Linked DNA regions of Homo sapiens: region 1 is linked to region 2. Evidence: chromatin loops called from intact Hi-C (ENCODE). Cell type or tissue: heart right ventricle. All regions are shown on one strand. Each heading gives the region's core, and the rest is flanking DNA. Links, peaks and the distances in the headings are about the cores only. Region 1 has its middle 170 kb from the start of GALNT17. Region 2 has its middle 110 kb from the start of GALNT17.

Region 1 (11,874 bases), core at 4,373-6,872, 55 kb after region 2:
AGCAGGAGCAAAAGAGGGGAGAGATGCCACACACTTTCAGCTCTGTGCAGTGGTAACAATGAAAACAGCCTCTCGAGAGCAGAAGATAACCTGAAGTTGAGCCAATGCTGGAAGTCAAGGGCTGGGTCAGATGTCACCGGGTCTGGCGTGGTGACCCAGCAAGAGGAGTCCAGCTCATCAAGAGTGAGGCTGTCCTGATGAAAGAAGAGAAAATGATCTTTGGGCCTGGGAAGCCAACCCAGCCTGAAACAAAAGGAGGGAGGTTTGCAGAGGCCATGACAAGAACAAATCCCAGCTCTTTTCATCGCATAATAGCTGCTTCCTCTGCCCAAGCCATCCCAAGGACAGAGTTAATGTTTCCAAGGCAGGAGCTCTGGCACTTATCATTTCCACTATGCCCTCCTGTCCATTTGCCTCTGGCTGCCCTTGGATTGAAAAATCACTTGAATTATTTTTATCTGTTCAAAGTAACATTTGGGAGAAGGGCCTTTTCTTTCTCTGACACTGTGTGTGCCTGTGCCTGTGGGTGCGAAATGCTGCTCAAACCACTAGCAGTTGATCTGACTTGTCCAAGTGCTCAATGTCTGTGGAGACGTGCACAAGAGGCAAGACAACGTTGAGGAAATATTTCTGAGATTTTTCTGGCCTGAGCAGACAGGACAAGGAGGCTCAGGTTTGCTGCCTTGTGGCCAACCAAGGATAGGGGCCCAGAACTCCAGGCTCCCGGTCCAGGGTTCTCACTTTTACCATGGGATGCCTCTCTTTGATTCACAAAATAAAGAATTTGTTATTATCCCTGTGGCTCCTAGTGGCGGGCTCAATATCCCTTTAGCGGGTAAGTTATTTATATTGAAATGTGTTCCTGGGAGGTCACCATGAAGCCATATAAGCTGGAAGCCTGATTTAATTTATTGTTCCCTGACTCCTCAGCTGCTGCTGGTTCCGCCATGGCCATTTTTGAAATGCCACATGGCCACTAATGTTCTGCATGGGCCACGGAAGCAGCTTTTACAGAGTGCAGCATGGTGGATGACACAGACCTTGAGAAGGGCATGATCATGTCGTTGAGCCTGAGAGGCCCTCCCCAGCAACCACACCTCCTGCTCCTGTCCCCTCTGACCTGCTCAGTAAGACTACCCTAATGCGGATGGAACGCTACCAGGTCCCTGACACCATGCTGGGTGCTTTGCAGAGGTGACCTCATTTTACCTTCACAACAACCCAACAGAGTAAGTGTTTCCCTGGCCCTCCTTGTCCACAGCTGCAGACCTGCAGACTCAAATGGGCTCATGATTGCAGCAAACCTGTAGCAACACCAGGCTGTCATTCACATTTGTCTGATTCTTAAGCCCCTGCTGTATCCAGGCAGCATGATGAAGAGCAGGACTCTTCTGTGGGGAGTCACTCAACCCCTATGCATCAGTTTGCTCATCTGTAAAATGGAGATATTGTGAGGATGAAGTTAATTAATAGACTAAGGTGCTCAGAACAGATCATGGTACGCATTTGATTGTGTTGTCAGTGAACCACAGGGCCAAAGTATGGATGTCTTGATGGTAATGTCTCTGAAAGATATCTTAACCCCATTCACAAATGTGTCTGAGGTCTAAAAAGGAGTCCGTGTAGCCTCATCAGACCAATCCTGTTCAACTTTTATGTAACAAAGTTCTGGGTTGTTTTTCAGTTCCTGTGGCTGCCAAGTTGAAGGTCAGATAACCTGAGCATGCCCAGATGAACCAAGTATGCATCCATGGATGGAACCTAAGGGCTTGAATTGAGGACCAGGGACTGAATTACACAGTGGACACAGCATAGCAGGATCCAGGATCCAATCAGATCCAGGCCTGGCATCACCCCATTGCAAGATCCAACCAGATTATGCCTCGTTACCCTCTGACTATAAAACCTGCCCCAATCCCCAGCTCGGCGAGATAGATTTGAGCACTTCCTCCTGTCTCCTTGCCCATTGGCTTGCAATAAACTTTCTCAATGCAAAAACCTGATGCTTCTATGTTTGGCTTTCCATTGCGCTCAGGCTAACAGACCCAGATTGGTTGGGTAACACTTGTAAACCCTTGGGTGCTCAGAGCCCAGAATTAGGTTTCTAGTTGCCATTCTATTATTCCTTAGCCATGTCATTTAAGTTCTCCAGTATCACCTGGAGAACTTAAAAGTAACACCAATCAAAATGCCTCAGTTTCTGTATCAGTCAGATGGTGACAGTGATCCCCATTCTGTTCACTTCACAAAATTGTGAGACAATGGCACCCTTGAACACTGAACAGCATTAAGTTCTGACTACGGGATGATGATGATAAAGAAAGACCAAGAAATCCACAGGGCCCAGAGTAAACTCACAAGTCCCTGAGGGTGTCCCCTGGCCCTTTCTGTAGTATGTGCAACTGCTCAGTGTTCCCAGGTGTCCACAGCCACAACTACATATGGCACCTGAGAAAACCCAAATGCCTGCCAAGCCTTTTGCATGGGCCCAAATTGGCCAATTCCCCATTTCTCCTGCACTGAGTTGATGATACATGAGTGTAAGGAGAGAAATTGTTTTGCCCTTGGACTAGCAGGCTCTCATTTCCTTCCATCTTAGCCTCTATGATCTGCTGCTTAGCCTCCAAAGTCCAGCTCAAATGTTGCTTCCTCTGAGAAGGCTCACTTGCTCCTCCTCCTCTGTGTATAAATTTTTGTCCAGCTTGAGGAGATGAGAAAAGGACTCCAGCATCCCAAAGTGAATATCAATCTCTCTGTGCATCAGAATCACCTGGGAGCTCCAAAAAATGATACATGGCTGGGTCCCACCCCAGTGATTTGTTTTTGATTGGTGTTACTTTTAAGTTCTCCAGGTGATACTCACATGCAGAGAGAGGCATTGAACACTGAACAGCATTAAATTCTGATTACGGGATGATGATGATAAAGAAACATCAAGAAATCCACAGGGCCCAGAGTGAACTCACAACTCCCTGTGGGTGTTCCCTATGGGCATTGTTTCTTCCTCTGTGCTCCCTCATACTGGATCAATGCTTCGGGGTCCATGGAGAGCCAGGCCCAGAAAAAGCCAGCATGCCAATAACCCAGAATGGCTTGCCCCTTCAGGGTCCCCCACACAAAGCAAACTCCTAAGATCCCAGATGGGACAAAGATGAGGGGGCTTATGTGTATTATTTGTAGCAGCCATCAACCAAGTCTCCGTTTCCCTGGCAAGTCCCCTGAGGATTTGTTATCTCACATTTTCCCCCCAGTGAAGTCTATAATTCAGTTTTGGCTATAACTCAGTTCTTAAGTGAAAGCAGATGACATCCTCTCTGATTTCACCCATGGGAATCAGGCACACTGAAGAAGACCCAATGGAGAAACAGTTTAAGTATAAGGATCAGCCAATGCCGTTGTTGAGGAGAAATAATGCTCCTAATGTCCAATACCTGGAAAGGGGATGCTTCCTTAACTGGTGACCAAACGTAAAATGGATCCTATCTTAGCCCAGTGGTACTCAACTCTGCCTGCATGTGAGTATCACCTTGGACAACTTAAAAGTAACACCAAATGAAAACAAATCACTGGGGTGGGACCCAGACATGTATCATTTTTTAGAGCTCCTAGGTGATTCTGATGCACAGTGAGATTGATACTCACTTTGGAGTACTGGAGTCATTTTCTTGTCTCCCAGAGCTGGACAAAAATTTATACAATAAGGATTTTGTCCTACAGCTACAGAACATAGGAGAGTCAGCATGCATTCTAGGCCATATCTACATCAGGCCAAAGAGTAGGTGAAGAGGTACCCTATTTCCATAAGGGTACGTATTGCAAAACCAGGCAGTTCAGGGGAAAGTATTATTATTCATGAAAATCAAATACCAAGAAACTGAAAGAATGCCAGAACAGAGAAGGGAGCTTCAGATTTCAGATCCAGTGATTACTTCTCCTTCTTGGTAAGACAGAGTTAACTAATATGCATCCTGCCTGTCTCTTAGGGTGTTTATGACTCCTGAATAAAGATGTAGATATAGCACATTAATAACTTATAGGACTTTGTATGACAGTGAATTATTATATTGGATTAAAAGTTGTCACTGGTGTTTTGGGCAAAAGATATATTTAACATAAACAGAGTTGTGTGATAAAAATCCTTTTTTCATACTAACTTTCATTTAGAACTACATATGTAGGTATCATCAGACCCAGCTTGCCAACATGCTGAAATCACTCCACCTCAATTTATTACAAAGTGAACCACACCAACGCAATTGTTTAACCTAACCCAAACAACTAGTGTTAAATAAAGGTGGGTTTTGTGCCTTAACCAAGCCCAACTGGAACCAAAAAGGCAAACACCTTGGTGGCAGGGCAAGTTCCCTACCAACATTTGTTAGCATAATATGTCTCTATCTCTTCCTTCTAACTAATTTGTCTTGGTCTAGACCTTACTGCAGACAAGCAGATGAGGAGGCTGAGTCAGAGCAGGGCAGGCTGAGAGACCTGAGCCTCTTAGAACCTCAACAACCTGAGTAATTTAAAGGGCCAGACCCAGGGAGGGGTTAACAGAAGCGAAGCCATCCCTCCTCAGAGACCAAAACCACAAGGAGGCTTGAGCTTGTTCTCCTTCCAACTGAGGGGTCAGGAGATTCTGTCAACATCCAGAGCTGCCTTCTGTCCCCTTTTTCTTAAGTTTAAGGAAGCCACATGGTAGTTACCCAATCCCAACTTTATATCCTTAACTCAGCCCAACCCAGCTTTGATCCACCTGACTGGTGACCAGCAACATTGAGGCAGGGACACCTTAGCCGTATCATTAAGCTGCCACAACAAAATACCTGGGGTACCCAAATAGCAGACATTTATTGTCACACAGTTATGGAGGATGGAAATCCAAGATCAAAGTGTTGGCAGGGTTGGTTCCTTTGGAGGCCTCTCTCCTTGGCTTCAGAAGGCCACCTTCTCCCTATATCCTCACATGAACTTTTCTCTATGTGAGTGCATCCCTGATTTCTCTTTCTCTTCTTATGACGACACCAGTCAGATTGGATTAGGGATCCACTCTGGCAAGCTCATTCTAACTTAATCACCTCTTGCTGTGGTTTGAATGTATCCCCCAAAGCTCATATGTTGCAAACCTAATGCCCAATGCAACAATGTTGAGAGGTGGGACCTTTAAGAGGACAGAGCCCTCATGCATGCATTAATGTTGTTGTCATGGGAGTGGATTCATTATCACAAAGTAGATTTACTATAAAAGTGAATTTGGCCCTCTCTTGCCTTTCTCTGTTGAGTATGTTCTGTCACCATTCTGCCTTCTTCTATGGGATGACACAGTAAGAAGGCCCTCATAAGATGCCAGTACCTTGATATTGGACTTCCTAACCCCCAGAACTGTGAGAAATAAATTTCTTTTATTTATAAATTACTCGGTCTGTGGTATTTTATTATAGCAAGACAAAATGGACTAAGACACTTCTTTAAAGACTTTGTCTCCAAATACAGTCACATTCTGAATACTGGGTTGGGGGAGGGGAGGGCTTCAACCTATCATTCTTGGGAGAACATAATTCAACCTGTAATATCGCAGTCTCTGCAACTGCCTCTGACACCCCTTGGCTTGACTTTCCCTTCGTTACAGTTTGGCCACTCATGCTTGTGTCCTGGCCTTATGGATTTGGCCTTTGGTCTTGGTCACTGATTTTGCCGAGTGCCCTCTCATCCACTCTCAGACTTACTCCACTCTTGGGAGTCACAGAATAGAATCCCACCTTCACTGTGACCCCTGGCCAGCATCTTAGATTGAGTCCCTCTTAGTTCTTGCAAAAAGGAATTTGGACATTTTTCCAAGAAGCAGTAGCTCAAGTTACACACTCCTTGCTTCAACTTCATGACCCCTCTAGTCTTCCTGCAAGAGTTCTATATTTAGGATGGGTAGGAGAGAAAGACCTAGGAGAAAATCAGTGGCCCTTATGGCTGATTATTATTGGCAATGAGGGTGGCCTTCTACAGCTCCTTTTAAACTCTAGGAACCCAATCCCTGTAAGACTGAAGAGAGATCCAAAGAAAATGGCTGGGATAGTCATACATTTAGCTAGAATTATTCATGAATACACAAAGAAACTAGTTCTCAAAAGATGTCTGATATGTTGATTGACAGGGAAGAGAAAGATGATACACTTAGGGAATCTGGAAATACCTTTGGAGTTTTTTTGGTTTAGGGGGAGTTTTTAGATTCAGAGGGTACCTCTGCAGGTTTGCTACATGGGTATATTGCATGATGTTGAGGTTTGGACTTCTAATGATCCCATCAGCCAAGTAGTGAACATAGTACCTGGTAGGCAGTTTTTTAAACTTTGCTCCCTTCCTTCCCTCCATTTCTTTCTCCCTCCTTTTGGAATCCCCAGTGTTTATTGTTCCATGTGTCCCCATTTTTTAGCTCCCACTTGTAAGTAAGAACATGTGGTATTTAGTTTTCTGTTTCTGGATTAATTCACTTAGGATAATGGCCTCCAGTTGCATCCATATTGCTACAAAAGCCATGATTTTGTTCTCTTTTATTGTTGCATAGTGGTGTATATCTACGACATTTTCTTTATCCAATCAACTATTGATGGGCACCTTGGTTTGTCCCATGTCCTTGCTACTGTGGGTAGTAGTGCTGTGGGTACAGGTGTCTTTTTGGTAGGACAATATATCTTCCTTTGGGTATATACCCAGTAATGGGATTGCTGGGTCAAATGGTAGTTCTGTTTTTAGTTTTTTCCCTCAGAACATTTGTGGCAACCTCCTGATACCTCATCCGAGACAGGTAAAGCCAAAGCCACCAGTCCTAGGCAGGCTCTGTACATGGAGAAGTGAGATGATATGGGCCAGAAGGATGAGTAGTGAAGTACACCAAAAAGTCATTAACTAGTGTCAAATGAAGGTGGGTTTTCTGCCTTAACCAAGCCCAACTGGAACCAAAAAGGCAAACACCTTGGTGGCAGGGCAAGTTCTCTACCAACATTTGCTAGCATAATATGTCTCCATCTCATCCTTCTTACTAATTTGCCTTGGTCTAGACCCTATTGTGGACAAGTTGTTCACAAAAACATCTGGCTGCCATGCAAGAGCTACTTTGGCCTCAGGTGGGAATCTTCCAGCTTGGGGTATACCTGCTTCTTTGGGAAAAGGGTGGGGAAAGTCATATTCATCTATTTATTTATTTAACAAGCATGAGTTAGTTATTATATTCTCAGTCTCCTTCTGGAGGTTGGGAAGAGGAAGATAAAAGGAACACTCTCTGTTCTCAAGAAGAAGCTTTAAGAGGCCCCTGAGAGATGGGAAAGACTGATGTCAGGTGGGCCATAGAATCAGGAAATCTCACATGTGTATACGTGTGCAGTGTCCAAGATCAGAGTGGTCTTGAGCCTTGAGCAAAGTGGACCCTCCAGGCAGCACACAAGGATAAAGGTGGTGCAAGCTCCAGGATGTGAGGGCAGGTTTGAATTCAAATGAGGCTCTTTCCCAGGAGACACAGGGTAGGATCGGTCCAACAGCCCCCTGTAAACACACAAAGCCAGTCTCTGCACAATGCAGAATATGCCAAAATCTAGAGGTACCTGAGGTCCTGGGCTGGGGGAGACTTGGTACTTGGAGTGGACCTAGGCAACTGTGAGGCTCCTCTTAGATGGGCAAGCTGCTATGGGATATCCAAAGGTCAATCTGCCCCGTGCCTGTGGGGAATGCGTGTCCCATCTGCAGGACAAGTTTCTCCATGGAGAGTCCCTCCAGCTTGATTCAATGATGAAATGCCTGGGGTGACCTAAAGTGGACGATTTTCTAAGATCCACCTAGGTGGCAACCTATGTGCTTTGGCTACAAAAGAGAACATTAAAATCCTAGCCAGGCATGGTGGCTCATGCCTATTGTCCCAGCCACTCAGGAGTTTGAGGCAAGAGAGTCACTTAAGCCCAGGAGTTCATGAGTTCATGACTAGCCTGAGCAACATAGCAAGACCCTGTCTCTAAAAGAAACAAATAAATAATTTAAAAAAAATTCTTATCAGAGGTGTATTGACCAGGATTGTCCAGAGAAACAGAACCAATAGTGTGTGTGTGTGTGTGTGTGTGTGTGTGCGCGCGCGTGCATGTGTGTATGGCGAGAGAGAGAAAGAGAGAGCGAGAGAGACTGCCTTTAAGAAATTGTGGAGGTGCAAGTCCAAACTCTGTAGGGTGAGCCAGCAGGCTGGAGACCCAGGGAAGAACTGACGTTTCAGTTCAAGTCAAAAGGCTGCCTGCTGGCAGAATTCCATCTTGCTCAGAGGAGATCAGTCTTTGTTCTATGCAGGCTTTCAGCTGATTGGACAAGGCCCACCCACATTCTGGATTGTAATCAGGTTCAGTCAAAGTCCACTGATTCAAATGTCAATCTCATCCAAAAAACATCTTTTCAGAAACATCTAGAAGAATGTTCAAGCAAATATATGGGCACTATGGCCCAGCCAAGTTGACAGATAAAATTAGCCATCAAGAGAGTTCTACTATGCCCAATACAAAGGGAGGCCTTCTGCTTGCAATAAATCCTTTTCTGTTTGTTTGTTTTTTGAGACGGTATCATTTTGCTGCTCAGGTTGAAGTGCAGAGGTGCAACCATACCTCACTGTAGCCTTGACCTCCTGGGCTCAAGTGATCCTCTTGCCTCAGCCTCCTGAGTAGCTGGGACTACAGGCACGAACTACCATGCCCAGCTAATTTTAAAAAATATTTTTCATAGAGACAGGATCTTGCTATGTTGTCCAGGCTGAATAAATACTTTTTAAGTTAAGGAATCAATCCCTTCATATTTATCAGCCACTTAGAAGCACAGTTCAGTGAATGTCAGAGTCCCTAAAGAGGGTCCAAATATTCCAGGACTTCCTCAGAGCTTCATGGAACAATTGTGATCCAACCAGATTTCTCTGCTTTGCTTCCTTCACAGACAGAACACGGGTTCCCTCAGGACTGAGGAGAGGCACCAGATGTCCTGTTTCTTCTCATCTGTGACTGCCCAGAGGACACAAGCCTCCCACTCAAGCTGGAGGTGTTTTTAAATATTTAAGAGACTGCCAGGTGTAGTGGCTTAAGCCTGGAATCCTACTACTTTGGGAGGTCAAGGCAGGAGGATCGCTTGAGACCAGGAGTTCCAGACCAGTCTAGGCAACATAGAGAGACCCCCATCTCTACAATAAATAAATAAATAAATAAATAAATTAATTAATTAAGCAAAAAAAAATTTTTTTATAGTGGCACACACCTGTAGTCCCAGCTACTCAGAAGGCTGAGACAGGAGGAACACTTCAGCCCAGGAGTTCAAGGATGCAGTGAACTAGTATTGCATCACTGCACTCCAGCCTGGGCAACAGAGTGAGACCCTGTCTCAAAAACCAAAAAAAAAAAAAAATTTAAGAGGGTAGGTCTCATTTTAAGTGTTATTACCACACACACAAAAAGCAAAGGGACACAAGGAAACTTTTGGAGGTGAGGGATGTATTAACTGGCAATGGCATCACAGGCGCATGCATATGTCCAAACTCATCAAAATGTATACACTAGATTATGCAGGTATTTGTATATCAATTATACCTCAATGAAACTATTTTAAAAAGAGAAAATGTAGATTACATATGTATTCACATGATTGCTATTTCTGCCCATAATTCTTGACTGTCTGTTTCCCTTTGGTATAACTGGCCTTCAGTATAAAGGACTTCCTTTAGCTTTTTTCAAGTGCAGACACGCTGTAAGGGATTTGTCAGTTTTTATTCATCTTAAAATATCTTTACTTCACTTGTTTTTCCTATTGTACAAAATATCTTTCTTTGTATAATGATAATACATTTTAAAAATGGTAATAAATGGTGAAGGGTGGTAATTTTTAAATATATTTTTCAAAAATAGCTGGGCATGATGGCTTATGCCTGTAATCCCAGATACTCAAGAGGCTGAGGCAGAAGGATTTCTTGAGTCCAGGAGGTCAAAAATGTTTAAAAAAAAAAAAAAAAAAAGACGAAGGGTGCCCCAGTGGACATGTGTCTGGTCTGAGGATCCGTTCATGACTACCTTGGCCCAGTGGGATGGTCTTTCCTCAACCTGTTTTGCTGAGACCCCTTTTCTGGAGGTCACCTATTCGCTAATGTGCCAGTCGTTTGTCTGTTTGCTCCAAGATTTGTTTCTCTGCTCTGCTCCTATCACAGGGTCTGACCACTGCAGTCAACATTTCCTAGGCCCTATTGCCAGTGCAAGTAACAAACAGAAGCCTGGAAGAGAGGAGGAGAGGAGCAACCAGGGTGTATCCCCACCCTCCTTCTCCTCTGGCAGTGGTGAGATTTCTCTGGGCTTCCCACTTACACTGACAGCCCCTCCCTCTGTATCCCAGCTCCTCCCAAGCAGCCCTTGCTCTAGTTCCAGCTTCCTGCTGGGTGACATCAACTCCTGAGCTCTGAAAAGTGGGTCTTGAGTCTCAGGAGCCCTTGAGCCAAGTCTGGGTTTATAAGCAGGCAGTGAGAATGTGGAGGCCACCGAGAGTCCTCCTATCTCACCCCCAATTTCTGAGTAATCCATTGGTCACCATCTGTTGTTGCTGCGGGGGCATTATGGTTAGCAGAGGGGACCTGGAGAGAACAGAGAAATTTGTATTTGGTTCTGCCACATCCTGGCTCTGTTACCTGGGGCAAGTTACTTAACCTCTTCATGCCTCTGTCTCATCATCTGCTGAGTGGGAATAAGGACTAATGGCTTGTTGTGATCATTAAATTAGCTGAGGCAAGGTACAGTGGCTCACACCTGTAATCCCAGCACTTTGGGAGGCCGAGGTGGGCAGATTATCTGAGGTCAGGAATTTGAGACCAGACTGAACAACATGGAGAAACCCTGTCTCTACTAAAAATACAAAATTAGCTAGGCTTGGTGGCACATGCCTGTAATCCCAGCTACTCCAGAGGCTAAGGCAGGGGAATCGCTTGAACCCGGGAGGCGGAGGTTGCAGTGAGCTGAGATCACACCATTGCACTCCAGCCTGGGCAACAAGAGCAAAACTCTGTCTCAAAAAAACAAAACAAACAAAAACAAAAGTTAGCTGAATCCTGGCACATACTGGTCACTTGATCAATGTTAGCCATTATTACCCCTTGGGGCCTGTGTTCTGCCCTATCCATACCAACTGGGTCCCCAGGGGGGCAGATCTGGTCCCTCTCTTCCTACATTGCCAGCCAAGGCCAGCCTGGCCCCAGGCTGTGACCGGAAGGACGAACTTCTTAAATGCCATAATCAGAAGAGCCATCAGAGGACCTGGGAACATTTAGTTTCAAGAAGGTTTAGCTGGGCTGGGGGCGGTGGCTCACGCTGTAATCCCAGCACTTTGGGAGGCCAAGGCAGGTGGATCATTTGAAGTCAGGAGTTCAAGACCAGCCTGGCCACATGGTGAAACCCTGTTTCTACTAAAAATACAAAAATTAGCTGGGCATAGTGGCGTGCACCTGTAATTCCAGCTACTCAAGAGGCTGAGGCATGAGAATTGCTTGAACCCGGGAAGTGGAGGTTGCAGTGACTGAAATCGCACCACTGCACTCCAGCCTGGGTGACAGAGTGAGACACTGTCTGGAGAAAAAAAAAAAAAAAAAGGTTTAGCTCTTGAAGATTATGAAGAACACTGAACATTTCATCCTAAGCTTTCATGGGGAAAAGCTTTGTTTTGTTTCCTATCTAGAGGACAGAATCAGGATCAATAAATGGAAATGACAAGAGGCAGAGTTTTGCCTTGAATTAAGGAAGAATTTTCTAAAGTCAGAAACAGCTGAAGATTATGGCAAAGAGCTCCCTATCATAGGATGTGTTTGTGGGAAGTTATGGGGGTTCAGGCTTAGCAGAG
Region 2 (11,874 bases), core at 4,423-6,922:
TCCGCCCGTCTCAAACTCCTGACCTCAGGTGATCCTCCTGCTTCGGCCTCTCAAAGAGCTGAGCCTAAAGGCATGAGCCACTGCGCCTGGCCTATGGTAGAATGATTTCTATTCCTTTGAATATATACCCAATAATAGCATTGCTGGGTTGAATGTCTACCACACTGTTACACATGTCGGGGACTTGAGGCCAGAGATGAGTGTTATCCCTGGGCAGATCATGGGGGGCAGGGCTCGGCTGGGCATCCTGCTCTTCAGATAACATCCCAAACAAGCAGCCAGCGACCCACTCTTCCTTCGTGGTGACCAAGGGACATAGTTCAGAATTCCAGCAGCACATGCTGGTTCCCACATTCCCTTTTTTCCCCCTTTTCTCCAGCCCATTGCTCAGTCTCCACATGAAAACTTGACAGAAGCCAGACTAGAGACATAAACCCAGTATTTGTTTATGAAAGATGGATTATCAAAATGATGCCAGGCATGATGGCTCATGCCTGTGATCCTAGAGCTTTGCGAGGCCAATGTGGGAGGATAGCTTGGGTCCAGGCATTTGGGACCAGCCAGGACAACATCGTAAGACCGTGTCTATACAAAAAATTTTAAAACTTAGCTGGGTGTGGTAGTGCAAGCCTGTGGTCCCCACTACATGAGAGGCTGGGGCGTGAGGATCGCTTGAGCCTGGAAGTTCGAGGCTGCAGCGAGCTAAGATCACACCACTGCACTCCAGTTTGGGCAACAGTGAGACTCTATCTCTAAAGAAATGTTAAAAAGACCAGGCATGGTGGTTCACGCCTGTAATCCCAGCACTTTGGGAGGCCGAGGCGGGTGGATCACCTGAAGTCAGGAGTTCGAGAACAGCCTGGCCAACATGGCGAAACCCCATCAGTACTAAAAATACAAAAATTAGCCGGGCACGGCGGTATACGCCTGTAATCCCAGCTACTAAGGAGGCTGAGGCAGGAGAATCACTTGAAACCAGGAGGCGGAGGTTGCAGTGAGCTGAGATCACACCACTGCACTCCAGCCTGAGTGACAGAGTGAAACTCCATCTCAAAAAAAAAAAAAAAAAAAAAAGGAAAGAAAGAAAAAAAGAGCACCTACAAGCCCTCAAATTAAGATGATTCCTCAGTTTTACTGTATTCCAGCAGTTTTCTAAGTGTAGTCTGGGTCTAAGTTCTCATGTTCTCACTGATTTATGTGATCTAAAAATCAAAGAAACTGAACTCATGGAGATAAAAATCAAAGCAACTGAACTCATGGAGATAGAGAATAGAATGATGATTACCAGGGGCTGGGAAGAGGGTAGTAGGGAGGGGGTACGTGGTGATGATTAATGGGTACAAACATATAGTTAGATAGAATGAATAAGATCTACTATTCGATAGCACAGCAGGGTGACTGCGGTGAACAAGAACTTATGGTACATTTTAAACTAACTAAAAGAGTATAATTGGAACATTTGTTTTTTTATTTTATTTATTTATTTTGAGACGGAGTCTCGCTCTGTCATCCAGGCTGGAGTGCAGTGGCGCGATCTCGGCTCACTGCAAGCTCCGCCTCCTGGGTTCACGCCATTCTCCTACCTCAGCCTCCGATGTAGCTGGGACTACAGGCGCCCGCCACCACGCCCGGCTAATTTTTTTGTGTTTTTTAGTGGAGATGGGGTTTCGCCGTGTTATCCAGGATGGTTTTGATCTCCTGACCTTGTGATCCGCCCGCCTCAGCCTCCCAAAGAGCTGGGATTACAGGCGTGAGCCACCGTGCCCAGCCGGAACATTTGTGACACAAAAAAATGATAGACGCTTGAGGTGATGGATACCTCATTTACCCTGATGTGATTATTACATGTTCCAGGCCTGTATCAAAGTACCTCATGTATGCCATAGATATATACTATATACACATACAAATTTTTAAAAATTTTTAATTAAAAAAAACTTTAAGTGTGGTATGGGGATCTCTGGGCTCTTCAAGACTCTTTTGGGGGGTCTGCAGGGACAAAACTACTTTACAACAATCCTAACATGCTATTGGCCTTTTCATTCACATTCATTTCATTCACAAGCATACAGTGTTTCCCAGAGGCTACATGACGTGGGGTATTGCAACAGATTAAAGGCAGGTTTGAGAACCTAGCTGTCTTCAGCCAGATATTGAAGAGCTTTGCAAAAATATAAAACAATGCCGGCCGGGCGTGGTGGCTCACACCTGTAATCCCAGCACTTTGGGAGGCTGAGGTGGGCAGATCACGTGAGGGAGTTTGAGACCAGCCTGACCAACATGGAGAAACATCTCTACTAAAAAATACAAAATTAGCTGGGTGTGGTGGTGCATGCCTGTAATTCCAGCTACTCGGGAGGCTGAGGCAGGAGAATTGCTTGAACCTGCAAGGTGGAGATTGTGGTGAGCCGAGATCGCACCATTGCACTCTAGGCTGGGCAAGGAGAGCAAACCTCTGTCTCAAAACAAATAAACAACAACAACAACAACAAAAACAATGCCATTCTTCTCACTACGCTTTTTTGTTTGGGAAAGATCTGCTTTCTTAAAGCGTGTTATTTATGTTAAACACGCAATAGGTTCCTTATTGTTTAAAATGAATTAATATTTTAAGAATTTATCAGCCTTACGTTCTCACACAGTAAATATCCCTAGATATAGCACACATAAACAAAAGATTTTTGAGGTGCTCAATAATTTTTAAGAGTGCAGAGGGAACTTTCCCTGAGACCAAAAAGTTTGAAAACTGTTTTCTACTCAACAGGAGCTTAGGGCTTTAACGAATACCAGATCTGGGTTCAAATGCTCACTGTGTGACCGGGAGTGGTGGCTCACACCTGTAATCCCAGGACTTTGGGAGGATGAGGCGGGTGGATGATTTGAGATCAGGAGTTCGAGACCAGCCTGGCCAACATGGTGAAACCCTGCCTCTACTAAAAATACAAAAAATAGCCAGGCCTGGTGGCGCACACCTGTGGTCCTAGCTACTTGGGAGACTAAGGCAGGAGAATCACTTGAGTCCAGGAGGTGGAGGTTGCAGTGAGCCAAGATCACACCACTGCACTCCAGCCTGGGCGACAGTGTGAGACTCTGTCTCAAAAAAACAAAAACAAATGCTGACTGTGCAGCCTCCTAGCCATGCAGACTTGGGCAAGTTACTGAACTTCTCTGAACTTGAGTTTCTTCATTGGTGAAAGAGAGGTGTTTACCTCCATGCCTGGCCCTTGTGAGGTGCTGGGTAAATATTAATTTTGCCCCAGCTTTATAGGACAAAGACATCTTACCTGGACATTGGCAGCCGAAGGGTATCTGCTGAGGGAGGAGAGACGCTTTGCAATCCTTGCTGCTGAATTAGAATTTAGCTATTTTTGCACTTCTTTTCCTTTCTTCCTACCTTCCTTCCTTTTCTTTCTTCTTTCTTCGCTTTTCTCTCTTTCCTCTTTCTTCTTTCTTTCTTTCTTTCTTTCTTTCTTCCTCTTTCTTTCTTTTGACAGGGTCTCACTTTGTCACCCAGGCTGGAGTCCAGTGGCACAATCACAGCTCCCTGCAGCCTCGATCTCCCAGGCTCAAGTGATTCTCCTGCCTCAGTCCCCCAAGTTGCTGGGACTACAGGCACGTGCCACCATGTGCTAATTTTTGTATTTTTTTGTAGAGATGGAGTTTCACCATATTGCTCAGGAAATGAGAACCCTAGGTCTCAAATTCCTAGGCTCAAGCCATCCTCCCACCTTGGCCTCCCAAAGCGCTGGGAATATAGGCCTTGTAAGCCACTGTGCCTGGACCATTTTTTTTTTTTTTTGACATTGTCTGTCTCTGTCACCTAGGCTGGAGGGCAGTGGTGCAATCATCGCTCCCTGCAGCCTTGAACTTCTGGGCTCAAGCAGTCTTCCTGCCGTGGCTACCCAAAGTGCTGGGATCATGGGTGTGAGCCAATGCGCTTGGTCTGCTTTTGCATTTCTGACACACTCTCAGGCACCTATCATTGGTACTGGGGCCACATTTTGACAACCACAGATGTGGGCCTGAGTTCAAATCTTACAGATGATTAAAAAGTGTTTTACCTCCTTGGTATTTAATGAAATCCAGGTTCTGGGAGGTTCTTGGAAGAGAAGGGGCTCCTGGGAGTAGGAAGAGTTTCCAGAAAGAGATGAGAAGGGGGCCCCTGGCCAACTTCATGAACTGAACCTTTGGATTTCCATAAACAAACCCTTCACGCACGCTCTCCACCTTGAAAACCCTGTTCTCCTACCAGAAAGAGAGCTAGCAGAGCCATGTCCACAGGGTGTGACAAATATTTCTCAGCTGCCTGAAGTCCTGGTCTGTTTCACACCATCTGCTTCCTAACCTCTTGACATCCCTCTTCTCCTTTCTCCTCCTTTTTTTTTCTTTTGAGATGGAGTCTTGCTCTTTCGTCCAGGCTGGAGTACAGTGGCTGGATCTTGGCTCACTGCAACCTCCGCTCCCCGGGCTCAAGCAATTCTCCTGCCTCAGCCAACTGAGTAGCTGGGATTACAGGCATCCGCCACCACACCTACCTAATTTTTGTATTTTCAGTACAGATGGGTTTTCACCATGTTGGCCAGGCTGGTCTTGAACACCTGACCTCAAGTGATCTGCCAGCCTTGGCCTCCCAAAGTGCTGGGATTACAGCCGTGAGCCACCCGGCCTGGCCTACAAAAATATTTTTTAAAAAATCAGCCAGGCATAGTGGTGTATGCCTGTAGTCCCAGCTACTCAAGAGGCTGGGGCGGGAGGATCGCTTGAGCACAAGAGGTCAAAGCTGCAGGCAGCTATGATCACACCACTGCACTCCAGCCTGGGCAACACAGCAAGACCCTGTCTCTTTAAAAAAAAAAAAGCACTATAGAAAGGAGCCCCTGGCCGGGTGTAGTGGCTCACGCCTGTAATCCCAGCACTTTGGGAGGCCAAGGAGGCAGATTGTCTGAGGTCAGGAATTCGAGACCAGCCTGGGCAACATGGTAAAACCCTGTCTCTACTCAAAATACAAAAAAAAAAAAAAAAAAAAAAAAGCCAGTCGTGGCGGTGCGTGCCTATAGTCCCAGCTACTCAGGAGGCTGAGGCACGATAATCACTTGAACCCAGGAGGTGGAAGTTGCAGTGAGCCGAGATCGCGCCACTGCACTGCAGCCTGGGTGACAGAGCGAGACTCTGTCTCCAAAAAAGGAAAAAAATTCCTGCAGTTGACCTACAATTGTCCCAGAGTGAACGGCCATCCTGACTCCCAGCTCCCTCATTTCTGAAGAAGCTGCAGTAACAGGCAAGTATTTGAGAAGACATAGAGTGAATAAAAGCAACTTCTCTCCGGGTCAGAAGACCAGTTTCTAGCCTCACCAAGCACTAAGGAACTTGTGCTTGGGCCTAACTAGCAAGTTTTCATGTATCTTAGTACTTTCTGTTTGCCTTCAATGTAGTTATGAGATTACACACCAGACTAAAAACCCCAGGGTCCCCTTTGGATAGAAGAAAGTTCCAAAAATCTGTCAAGCATTATTTAGAGACTAATCCTGTTTTTCCAAGCTGGTTGGTGACTGGTCCCTGGGGTCTCTGGTCGGGGACCTCAACTGGACAGCCTGGCAGCTGCCTTCTCATCCTCCCGCTGCGTGGTAGGGTTTCACAGCCTTGTGCCCTGGGCCGGGAGCCCAGAGAGGCCTTGCTAAAGGGATGCTTGGAACATTCCCCTGAAAACGCCTGGCTTTATTTCCCATCCTGGCCGATGTTCTGCTGACCTGATCTTCTAACCACATAATTATGTTATTAGCATATGATGAACCACAGTATACAATGTGTCCTGCTGGAGAGAATTAGAATAAACTGCCGCTTCAGCAAAGTTCCAGATAAAACAGCACCACAAAAGGAAAGAGAGAGAAGGCAGGAGAGGACACGCCGTGGTTGCAGGTACATCCACTGTGCCTCCCTCTAGGCCCCCTCCTGGGGTCATGGATGAAGACAGACACCCAGCGAGAGTGGAGGAGTGACTTGGCTTGAAACTCACAGGGCCCAGGCATCCCCGGTGAGAATGAGAACCCAGCATCAAGCCTTGCCTAGGTCTTAGCAGGAATTGCAGCACTGGGAACAGAGGGGAGATGGTTTCTGCAGGCAGAGATAGGCTCAGAGGATAGAGAGCAAAATGCCTCACGATGAGGGCTCAAAGCCTGCATGGCTGGGCAGCCCCAGGAGGAGGGCCCGTGTCCTACACCCAGGTGGAACCCACACTTGGTCACACCACAGTAGCCCACGGCAATGCACATAAGAGCCTGCTATGGGCCAGGCGCAGTGGCTCACGCCTGTAATCCCAGCACTTTGGGAGGCCGAGACGGGCAGATCACGAGATCAGGAGATGGAGACCATCTTGGCCAACATGGTGAAACCCCATCTCTACTAAAAAAAAAATACAAAAGTTAGCTGGGCATGGTGCCGCGTGCCTATAATCCCAGCTACTCAGTAGGCTGGGGCAGGAGAATCGCTTGAACCAGGGAGACGGACGTTGCAGTGAGCTGAGATCGCGCCACTACACTCCAGGTTGGCAACAGAGCAAGACTCCGTCTCAAAAAAAGAGCCTCCTATGCCTAGGGTCAGGGCCCACAGTTGCCACAGCTTCAAGCCATTCTGATCTTGAATGACCCCACATTGCAGGCTCTTCTTGACTTGGAACCTTTGCTCATAGGGTTCCATCTGCCTAGAGTTCCCTTCCCCTTTCTTTTCTGCTGTCCTTTAGAGCTCATCTCTAGTGCGGTCCTTTTTTTATTTTCATTTTTTGGAGACAGAGTTTTGCTTTATCGCCCAGGCTGGAGTGCAGGGGTGTGATCCCAGCTCACTGCAGCCTCCAACTCCTGGGCTCACACGATCCTCCTGCCTCAGCCTCCTAAGTAGCTGGGACTACAGGCATGTGCCACCATCCTCAGCTCAGCTTTTAATTTTATATAGAGATGTTATATATAAACAGATGTTGCCCATGCTGGTCTCAAACTTCTGGCCTAAAGGGATCCTCCCACCTCAGCTCCTAAAGTGCTGGGACTACAGGCATGAGGCTCCATGCCTGGCCCACCATGCCTCCTTGAATATAGGAGCCAGAGGGTGAAAGTTGGGAGAGTGATCTTGTGCCATCCTGTATTGCCATAGGACTGCAGAAGCGATGGCTGCAGCTCCATCCCAGGCTGGTTTCGAACTCCTAGGCCCAAAGGATCCTCCTGCCTCAGCCTCCTAAAGTGCTGGGATTACAGGTGTGAGCTGCCACACCTGGCCCAGGGATGCCTTTTGCTGGCCTCTGTCATGTGCCTGCCCCGCTGTGTTGGAATGATTTGCCTGGATGAATTATCCCTGTTGTTTTCTTTTGTAATGGACTGAATGTCTATCTCCTACTAAAATTCATGTGTTGAAAACCTGATCTCAGTGTGATGGTATTTGGAGGTGGGGCCTTTGGAAGGTAATTAAGTCATAAGAGTTGTGAACCCGGAAAATCTGAGACAGGTCTCAGTTAATTTAGAAAGTTTACTTTGCCAAGGTTGAGAACGTGCGCCAGTGACACAGCCTTAGGAGGTCCTGACTGTAAGGTTCTTGTATCCATTCGAACCCCAAGAGTGCGCCAACAGACAACACGAGGCGGTGTGGAGCAACGTGCTGTTTTAATGAGCGCCTGGGTGCAGGCGGGCTGAGGCCTAAAATGGCGTCAGCCCCAGTTGAGGACAGGGCAAAGGTTTTATAGTCTCCTGTAAACAAGAAGTGTCCTAGTCTGACGTAACTGCTACGTTATTCCCACATGGCCTCTTTCTCGATCTTCAGGGGTACGTGACTTCCGGCCAGGGTACGTGTCTTCGGGCAGGCTCTCTTCCTGCTTCTGCTATCTTGCTGATGCACGATGCTGACCTAAGTAGCCTTGCGCCTTGGGACTGGGCCTGAGAAGGGAGGAGTTACTCAGCCCTTCAAGTTTTCAGGTCCCAGGGAAAATCTTACACTGACGACATGTGACCAAGGTGGTCAGAGCACAGTTTGGTTGTATACATTCTAGGAAGACATGAGAGATCAATCAACAAATGTAAGGTGAACATTGGTTCAGTCTGGAAAGGCCGGACAACTCAAAGTGAGGTGGGGGCTTCCAGGTCATAGGTAGATAAGAGACAAATGGTTGCATTCTTTTGAGTTTCTGATTCACCTTTCAAAGGAGGCGATCAGATATGCATTTATCTCAGTGAGCAGAGGGGTGACTTTGAATAGAATAGGAGGCAGGTTCGCCTGAAGCAGTTCCCAGCTTGACTTTTCCCTTTATCTTAGTGATTTAAGGACCCTAAGATTTATTTGCCTTTCACAAAGTGGAACCCCCATGAATAGGATTAGTGCAGTTATAATTTTTTTTTTTGAGACAAAGTCTCACTGTATTGCCCAGGCTGGAGTGTAGTGGCGCAATCTCAGCTCACGGCAACCTCCGCCTCCCAGGTTTAAGCCATTCTCCTGTCTCAGCCTCCCGAGTAGCTGGGACTACAGGCATCCACCACCACGCCCGGCTAATTTTTGCATTTTGAGTAGAGACAGGGTTTCACCATGTTGGCCAAGCTGGTCTCAAACTCCTGACTTCAGGTGATCCACCCACCTTGGCCTCCCAAAGTGCTGGGATTACAGGCATGAGCCACTGTGCCCGGCCAGATTAGTGCACTTATAAGAAGAGGCCAGAGAGCTAACTAGCTGTCTTTCTACCATGTGAGGACACAGAGAGAAGCTGGAAGTCTGCAACCCAGAAGAGGGGCCTCACCAGGACCCCGCCCATGCTGACATCCTGATCTTGGACTTCCAGCTTCCAGAGCTATGAGAAATAAATTGCTGCTGTTTTTGAGCCACTCAGCCTATAGCACTTTGCTACAGCAGCCCAAAGGGACTAAGACACTTGCTCCAAACTTCCTTCAGGCAGCAGCATGGCTTGATCCATCTCTGCACAAGATGTTCAAGACACTGTGGATTTGAACAGTCATGCTGTTGGGACCTCGGGGAGATGGGAGGCTGCCTGGACATTTTTGGGCAGTGATACATGGAGAACTTTGGTGCCTTGCTGAGGAGTTCAAGGATGCAGTGCTGGCCAGTGCTTGAATTTCTCCTGCTCCCTGGGATCTGGAGATGAGGGGGAGTCTGTTTCTGAAGATCAGGAGGCCCCAGCTCGAGGAGAAGGGGATGATGAGGCTGGCGGCCAGGTGGGTGGCAAATGGATGGGAGGCTACAGATAGGAGCCCTGGAGTAGGAAGGCAGAAATAAGACCACCTGAGCAGAGGGCAGAGCGTGGTGTTTTTTGTTTTTTGTTTTTTTAAGACGGTGTCTTGCTCTGTTACCCAGGCTGGAGTGCAATGGCATGATCTCGGCTCATTGCAACCTCCGCCTCCTGGGTTCAAGCGATTCTCCTGCCTCAGCCTCCCAAGTAGCTGGGATTACAGGCCTGCACCACCATGCCCAGCTAATTTTTGCATTTTTAGTAGAGAAGGGGTTTCACCATGTTGGCCAGGTTGGTCTCAAACTCTTGACCTCAAATGATCTGCCTGCCTCGGCCTCGCAAAATGCTGGGATTACAGGCGTGACTGAGCCACCACACCCATCCCAGAGCATGGTATTGATGAGAGGCAACCTTCCCTGCATTTGGCCTCCTTTCTGGACACCCAAGGGTGCTTGCTCCAGGCCAGGGGGTCTGCTGTATCCATCCCCCCTCCCCCTACCTCCACCCTGGCCATGCCTCAAGCCTCCCTCTCTTTTCCGCTCCTGGATCCAGAGCGGGGCTGGCGGAGCCAAGTGGCTGCTCCGACTGTTCCCCTACTTGGCTTTTGCCCCTGCTCTTCTTGGCTCCCTGATGAAGTTCCCAGAGCCTCTGCTCCAACATTCCCGCTTCCTGGAGGCACCGAACTCACTCCAGTCCTCCTTACTCTCAGCCGATGACCTCATCTGCTTCAGGGAGATTGGAACCACGCAGCGTGAACTCCTCTAAATTCCATCCCTTCTGCTTCTTAATATCCATCCCTTCATCCTCCTGTCTTCCTTTTCTCTCCTCTCCTGGCAAGAGAACCCCTCCCCTCTGCCTCCAGCCTCCTCCCATTTTCCCCTTCACTTTCCCGGTCGTTCCTTGGTGTCTACAGCAGGACTGTTCCATCCCAAGGAAAATATGACTCCTTAACCCAGATGGTCCTCAAGCTGCCGCCCTTCAGTTCTCCTTCCTGTTGCCAGCAAACTCGGAGAATGAAAGATTCATCCAAACACCTCTGCTCCTTCACCTTCCTCAACCCTCGTAATCACGATTTCAACCCAAAGCATGACCAAAAAGATGCCCTTGGAAAGATCATCGCGATATGTTGTGAATCAAAAAATGCAGATGGTAAAACATGATGTGTACTGCAATTCCATTTCTTGTTTTAAAAAGTGTTATATTTACATATTTTTTTCATTGAGAAATGTTATATAATAAAATAATAGAAGGTATATCCAAATGATGTGATTGTGGGTGTTTTTAATTCTTTTTATCTATTTTCAGATTTTTCTTAAGGAACATGAATTATGTGTGAAAAATATAGAGGCTTCAGAAAAAATGCAGCAAACTGCTTTTCAGATGTTCAGAAATAACCTTGAAATTCAATGACACATCACTCCTTATATATCAAAAGGATAGATAAAAAATTTAAAAGTAAAAAATGAAGCAATAAAAGAGTTAGAAGAATCTTGGCATAGGTGAGACTTTTCTCTTCTGTGGCTTTTGGGGTTTGAGAAAGAGTGGTTCGTCCAATACACTTGGTGGCAGCAAATACAGTGAACAAAGTCAAAATACACTGGACAAAGTAGGGGGAATTAGGCTGGGTACAGTGGCTTATGCCTGTAATCCCAGCACTTTGGGAGGTGGAGGCGGGAGGATCGCTGGAGCCTAGGAGTTTGAGACCAGCCAGGGCAACACGGTGAAACACTACCTCTCCAAGAAATTTTTAAAAATTAAACAGGCATGGTGGCACATGCCTGTGGTCCTTTAAAAATTAACCAGGCATGGTGCCACATGCCTGTGGTCCCAGGTACTCAGGAGGCTGACGTGGGAGAATCGCCTGAACCCTTGTAGTCGAGGCTGCAGTGAGTGTGAACACATCACCTCACTCCAGCCTGGATGAAAGAGTGAGACCCTGTCTCTAAATAAATAAATAAAACAAAGTAGGGGAAATTTGTTGTATGTGAAAATGGTTAGTTCCCTTAAACTAATTATTTAAATACTACTTTTGAATCAATAAGGAAAAATAGCAACTAATCAATAGAAAAATGAGTGGGCAAAGGACTTGAAATACTTCCCAGAAAACGATAGACTTAACTTAGAAACACATGAAGAGGAAGGCAAAACTTTACAAGAAAAGGCACCATTTCTATTATTTGTATTAGACTGTCAAAGAATAAAAATATTGATCATGTACAGTGCAGACAAGAATATGCAGAAACTGAGATTTTCACACATTGGGGTGGGAATGTAAATTGATCTATGCAGTGCTGTCTTTCCAAATTTAAAATTCACAAGCTCTTTGAACCGTCACACACTTCTGGGAATTTATTCTGGAGATATGCTTCTAAAGAATCAGCTGTTGGTTTCTGTGATTCTCTCTATTCTTTTCCTGTTTTTGATTTGGTTGAGGTCTGCTCTAATTTTTATCTTCTTCCTGCTGCTTGCTTTAGGTTTGCTTTTCTTTCTTTCTTTCTTTCTTTCTTTCTTTCTTTCTTTCTTTCTTTCTTTCTTCTTTCTTCCTTTCTTTTCTTTCTTTCTTTTCTTTCTCTTTCTTTCTTTTTCTTTCTTCTTTCTTTCCTTCCTTCCTTCTTCCCTTTTCTCTTTCTTTCTTTCTCTTTCTCTCTTTCTTTCTCCTTTCT

Evidence for each region. Peaks named below come from ENCODE experiments on the same cell type or tissue, not always from the same donor. Only the 100,000 strongest peaks of a DNase experiment are listed, where the experiment ranks them.
Region 1: a loop joins it to region 2, with 4 times the contacts of the local background. A loop is called at or near these places in 2 of 110 quality-filtered maps.

Annotation. Positions count from the first base shown.
Region 1 is chr7:70,959,031-70,970,904 of GRCh38, reverse strand. No RefSeq gene overlaps it. Among named protein-coding and RNA genes, the nearest start is that of GALNT17, 170 kb to the left of the region's middle. In heart right ventricle, for the core only: no CTCF peak of the experiment used is centred there; no DNase peak of the experiment used is centred there.
Region 2 is chr7:71,013,718-71,025,591 of GRCh38, reverse strand. No RefSeq gene overlaps it. Among named protein-coding and RNA genes, the nearest start is that of GALNT17, 110 kb to the left of the region's middle. In heart right ventricle, for the core only: no CTCF peak of the experiment used is centred there; a DNase peak (open chromatin) is centred at 5,719.